Regions from separate parts of the Homo sapiens genome. Here region 2 is linked to region 1. A link is an interaction called in ENCODE POLR2A ChIA-PET data of the cell type or tissue named here. Cell type or tissue: GM12878. All regions are shown on one strand. Each heading gives the region's core, and the rest is flanking DNA. Links, peaks and the distances in the headings are about the cores only.

Region 1 (2,909 bases), core at 227-2,726:
TTTTTTCATTACAAGTCTTAAGGAAATCTCTTTAGAAGCCTATACTTTTGCACTCCATGCAGAGTGGAGAGGCCATTAACATATTTGTATGTTATGTATGTTATGTAATTACCATAACATAAGGTAATTATGCTGTGATAGAAGTTAGTGGAGTTGCTTGGTAGAAAGAATGGAGGAGGTGACCTCCGCCACCTGCTGGGGGCAGGGACCTGTTCCTCCATGACAGGAAGACGTGTGGAAGTGGAGGAGAAGAAGATGGTTGGGGAGGGGCAGGGAAGAGAGTATCCAAAGAGCAGAGATTTGAGTGTATGCTTTATCGAGAACTGAAGTTGTGCTGGGTGTAGTGGCTCACACCTGTAATCCCAGCACTTTGGGAGGCTGAGGTGAGAGGACTATTTGAGCTCAGGAGTTCAAGACCAGCCTGGGCAACATGGTGAAACCCTGTCTCTACCAAAAAAAAGAAAAAACAAAACAGGCTGGGCCCGGCGGCTCACGCCTGTAATCTCAGCACTTTGGGAGGCCGAGGCGGGCAGATCACGAGGTCAGGAGATAGAGACCATCCTGGCTAACACGGTGAAACCCCGTCTCTACTAAAAATACAAAAAATTAGCCGGGCGTGGTGCCGGGCTCCTGTAGTCTCAGCCACTGGGGAGGCTGAGGCAGGAGAATGGCGTGAACCTGGGAGGCAGAGCTTGCAGTGAGCCGAGATTGGGCCACTGCACTCCAGCCTGGGCGACAGAGCGATACTCCTTCTTCAAACAAACAAACAAACAAGAACACTGAAGTTGCTATAGAGTTTTAAGGTTGGAGCACTGGCAGCCAGCTGATGGGCAGTGAATTTGGATTTTTATCTTGAAAGCCTTTGAGAGACAGGAGAAAAATAGAAACTTGGTTCTTTGGAATTCTTTCTCTACCAGGAGTGGAGTGTGCAGTAGACCACAAATGCAGTGAGCTAGCAAGCTTGATCTGGGAACCCAGGTTGGAAATCTTGTTTTGCAGTTACTTCTCTCCTGGGTGTGAGAATAGGATTTGCTTAATTTTGATGAGAAGTCTGTTCCAATTAAAGTCAGCAAAGATTCAGAGTTAGGGTATAGTCAGGGAAAAAAAAGTTCATTTTAGGGGAATGTATAGGTTTTTAAAATTTTTTTAAATGTAGTATCATATATAAAATAAATGACTTAACCTGCTCCCCTTCCTGAGTAATTTTTTTTTTTTTTTGAGATGGAGTCTCGCTCTGTTGCCCAGGCTGGAGTGCAGTGGCGCGATCTCAGCTCACTGCAAGCTCCGTGAACCGCTTCCCGGGTTCACGCCATTCTCCTGCCTCAGCCTCACGAGTAGCTGGGACTACAGGCGCCCGCCACCATGCCTGGCTAATTTTTTTAATATTTTTTTTTAGTAGAGATGGGGTTTCACTCTGTTAGCCAGGATGGTCTCGATCTCCTGACGTCGTTATCCGCCCGTCTTGGCCTCCCAAAGTGCTGGGATTATAGGCGTGAGCTACCACACCTGGCCCCTTCCTGAGTAATTTTGTGGGTGAATAAGAAACAGATGGATTGGTTATTTATAAAAATAAAAATATATATTTAGGGTAGATTCCTGAGGAGGTACTGTTAGAGTTGACTCCATTTGACAATCAAGAAAACTTTCGTTTTAAACACTTAAACCCAGGTTCAGGAACCTGACCTAAAGACTCCAGGGGAGGCCCTCCTGACTCCCAGGCAGCTTGCTGCTTTCATGATACTACCTTGGTAACCACTCAGTAAACAGCCGTTTGAATTGTTTTATTTAAATCAGATTCTCTATACAATGCATTTGAGTGTTTGCTGTACTTTAAAGAGTGATTGTTTATTCAAAAAGGATTTTGGAGACACGTCAGATTGTGAGCTCAAGATTAGAAGACAGGGTTTTGGATTATTTGAATGCATGCTGCCAGGCCTTTGCTTTCACTCAGCTCTTTGATTTTATTCTGGTTAGGGAAAGAGATACTAGCCTGCAAAGATTAGCTTGCTTGTTTTTTTGGGAGGGGGGGTTCTCCAATGGACTTCCCCATTACCATATTTTGCAGTCATAGGGTTGAAAGCTAAATTGTCCCTTTGCTAGTCTGTAATGATTATGATGCCTAGGTTTTCTCAGCCTTGGCTCTGGTTTGCTAGTTTTAAAGCCTGAACAGTAGAAGGCTAGGAGTGAATCAGTCCCCCTCTCTACCCTTCTCAATAAAATTATTGGTAGAAAAATACATCATTGCCTCACTGTGTGCTAAGAGTCTCTTTTTTTTTTTTTTTTGAGACGGAGTCTCGCTCTGTCGCCCAGGCTGGAGTGCAGTGGCGGGATCTCGGCTCGCTGCAAGCTCCGCCTCCCGGGTTCACGCCATTCTCCTGCCTCAGCCTCCCAAGTAGCTGGGACTACAGGCGCCCGCCACTACGCCCGGCTAATTTTTTGTATTTTTAGTAGAGACGGGGTTTCACCGTTTTAGCCGGGATGGTCTCGATCTCCTGACCTCGTGATCCGCCCGCCTCGGCCTCCCAAAGTGCTGGGATTACAGGCGTGAGCCACCGCGCCCGGCCTAAGAGTCTCTTTTAAAGCTGTAAGCGTGTAGGTAGTAGCCTCCATAGGACCGAGGCCTAGTGACGACATGGTGACCCCAGCTCTTAGCCACATGCAGTACTGCTTCCCTAGATGAGCTGCTTTTTGTTTTGCCATTCTTTGTTGATTGTCACAGTGTCCCTCTGAGCTACCATGCATACAGGTTGCGCTGGTTTTGCTGGTAAAGCGCTAGAGACAGAAAGAGCTTGAGTCATGTGGGTAGTTCAGTGGTGGCCTTGGAGCTGGAATGGTGCTGTGAATAGTGCTCTCCACACCTTACATGCATTAGAGCAGCGCAGGACTTGAGGGATTTCTGTGAAGAATCA
Region 2 (2,909 bases), core at 99-2,598, 120 kb after region 1:
CAGTGCAGAGAGGACCTTGGGGAGGACCCACGAAGCTGTCCTTCCCCAGGCTGGTCTGTATCAGAGATCGCCGGGGTTGCTGCTGAGGTCAGATGAGGATGGGTTGGGGAGAAGATGGGTCATGTCTACAATTTCCCCTTTGGGGGCCAGTGCAGGCTTCAGCCTGCCAGGCCACTCAGGCTGAACTAAGACCCCAGGCCACTTCCCCTCACTGGGGTCAGCTGTGTCTGGCTAGGCCCATCAGCCCTCCTGGCTCTCCCGGCTCTGACGACTTGGTTCCTCTTCCTGCCCTTCCCCTCTTTCCTCATCTGGCAGAGTGGCCCTCTTCTCTGACCATTCTCTCCCTCTCTATCCTGCCCCAGGCACTAGAGGCCCTCAGACACTCCATGCTCCAGCCACCTGTAAAATCACAGGCTGGGCCGGGCACGGTGGCTCACACCTGTGATCCCAGCACTTTGGGAGGCCGAGGTGGGTGGATCACGAGGTCAGGAGATCGAGACTATCCTGGCTAACACGGTGAAACCCCGTCTCTACTAAAACTACAAAAAATTAGCCAGGTGCGGTGGCGGGCGCCCGTAGTCCCAGCTCCTCGGGAGGCTGAGGCAGGAGAATGGCGTGAACCTGGGAGGCGGAGCTTGCAGTGAGCTGAGATGGTGCCACTGCAGTCCGGCCTGGGTGAAAGAGTGAGACTCCGTCTCAAAAAAAAAAAAAAAAAAAAAAATTAATCACAGGCTGTTTGCATCGAAGGGAGAGAGGGTTTTGCTCAAGTGAATATCGTGTGGGGAGGATAGTCGAGAATTTTGGCATGTGATGGATTGGGGTCAAAGCCTGGCTTGACAGTTGACTGACTGTGTGACTCTGGGGAGGTCACTTCTCTTCTCCAAGCCTCAGTTTCTCCTCTTTGCAAGTGGATTTGGCCGCGCATGGTGGCTCACGCCTGTAATCCCAGCACTTTTGGAGGCGAGGCAGGCAGATCACTTGAGGTCAGGAGTTCAAGACCAGCCTGGCCAACATGGTGAAACCTCATCTCTACTAAAAATACAAAAATTAGCCCGGCGTGGTGGCGGGTGTCTGTAGTCTTAGCTATCCGGGAGGCTGAGGCAGGGGAATTGCTTGAACCTAGGAGGTGGAGGTTGCAGTGAGCCAAGATTACGTCATTGCACTCCAGCCTGGGCAACAGAGCGAGACTCCATCTCAACAACAACAAATAACCAAATGGATTCCATAATGACCCTTGTGTGGGGTCTCTGAAACAAGTACAGGAGCGAACAAAGAGAAAAAATGCGCCGAGATGCCTCAGGAAATGTCATCTGTGACCTTGAGAGGATTTAAGGCATCAGTGTTGGACAGAAAGCCTGGTCAATACATACTTGTTGAATGAATGAATGAATGAATGAAGTCCTATTGGGATGAGACTGCCCCCTGCCCTGTCTCCCAGATATCTCTCTCATTCTGTGGCCTCCAAGTCTCCATGGGTCAAGTCAAAACTGTTTGTTTGTAAGTCTCTTCCTTGGGGGTGGGGATGCAACGAAGAGCTTGTGGTCACAGTTGACCACAAGCTGAATATGACTCAACCTGCTGGAGCTCTTGTGAAAGGCAGTCAGGGGCTTGAGGTGGGTGGGGTAGGAAGGACGGGTAGCTTCTTCCTTCAGCTCTTCAGAGAGGTCTCTCTACCCCAAGGCTGAAGGCAGAACTAGGGCAGGCGGGGACAACCTTCCTGGTATCACACCAGGGAGGGGCTGTTTGTGGTGAAGGTGATGGTGCCTATGGGGCTGGGGGATGTGTGCCATGGAGGGAACACACTTCCTGGGCCCCTACTGTGCATGGAGGTAGGTGGAGACCAGGCTTAGGTGGACCAGGCCCAGAACCTGCCCTTGGGGGGCTCGGTGTTCCCCAAGTGGTGTCTCAGTTGCCCAGAGGAGACCATGGCTGGAAAGTACTGTGGAGAGGTGAGAGGGCTTCCTGTAGAAGGCACGTCTTGCAACATGAACTTTCCAGGCAGCATCAGTGGTGGCTGCAAGAGACATCAGCCAGAGAGGCCTTGGGTGTGTGGTGGACACCAGGATTCTAGTCTGTTTGGAATGGAGGGTCATGGTCCTGGAGGGATAGACAGCCCAGGCCATGTGGGGTCAGCACATAGTCCTGCTGGCCTCTCATTGCTTAGGAGGACAGGAGGCTGTGGTCAAGGTGCCTGTTATTTTTTTTGGACAGAGTCTTGTTCTGTTGCCCAGGTTGGAAGGCAGTGGTTTGATATCACTGCAGCCTTGACCTCCCAGGCTCAAGCGAATCCTCCTGCCTCAGCCTCCTGAGTAGCTGGGACCACAGGTGCATACTACCACGCCTGGCTAATACATTTTTTTTTTTTTGAGATGGAGTCTTGCTCTGTTGTTCAGGCTGGAGTGCAGCGGCATGATCTAGGCTTACTGCAACCTCTGCCTCCCAGGTTCAAGTGATTCTCCTGCCTCAGCCTCCCAAGTAGCTGGGATTACAGGCGTGCACAACGCCTGGCTAATTTTTGTATTTTTAGTAGAGACCAGGTTTCATCATGTTGGCCAGGCTGGTCTCGAACTCCTGACCTCAGGCAATCCACTCATCTCGGCCTCCCAAAGTGCTGGGATTATAGGCGTGAGCCACTGCACCCAGCCACATTTTTTTTTTTATTTGAGATGGAGTCTCGCTCTTGTTGCTCAGTCTGTGAGTGCAGTGGCATGACCTTGGCTCAACCTCTGCCTCCCAGGTTCAAGCAATTCTCCTGCCTTAGCCTCCTGAGTAGCTGGGATTACAGGTGCACGCCACCACACCTGGCTAATTTTTGTGTTTTTAGTAGAGACAGGGTTTCACCACGTTGGCCAGGCTGGTCTTGAACTCCTGACCCCAAGTGATCTGCCCGCCTTGACCTCCCAAAGTGC

Evidence for each region. ChIA-PET counts read pairs that join two places held together with the same protein. Peaks named below come from ENCODE experiments on the same cell type or tissue, not always from the same donor. Only the 100,000 strongest peaks of a DNase experiment are listed, where the experiment ranks them.
Region 2: POLR2A ChIA-PET joins it to region 1 with 5 read pairs; 12 of 35 experiments call an interaction of 5 or more read pairs at or near these places.

Annotation. Positions count from the first base shown.
Region 1 is chr19:8,447,271-8,450,179 of GRCh38, forward strand. All of the region lies in intron 1 of HNRNPM (heterogeneous nuclear ribonucleoprotein M), which reads left to right. Among named protein-coding and RNA genes, the nearest start is that of HNRNPM, 3.8 kb to the left of the region's middle. In GM12878, for the core only: no CTCF peak of the experiment used is centred there; no DNase peak of the experiment used is centred there; H3K4me3 peaks cover 1,913 bases; H3K27ac peaks cover 852 bases.
Region 2 is chr19:8,567,725-8,570,633 of GRCh38, forward strand. The region is part of intron 1 of MYO1F (myosin IF); the gene reads right to left. Among named protein-coding and RNA genes, the nearest start is that of MYO1F, 8.3 kb to the right of the region's middle. RefSeq lists an enhancer at 1,425-1,514. In GM12878, for the core only: no CTCF peak of the experiment used is centred there; a DNase peak (open chromatin) is centred at 1,587; H3K27ac peaks cover 871 bases.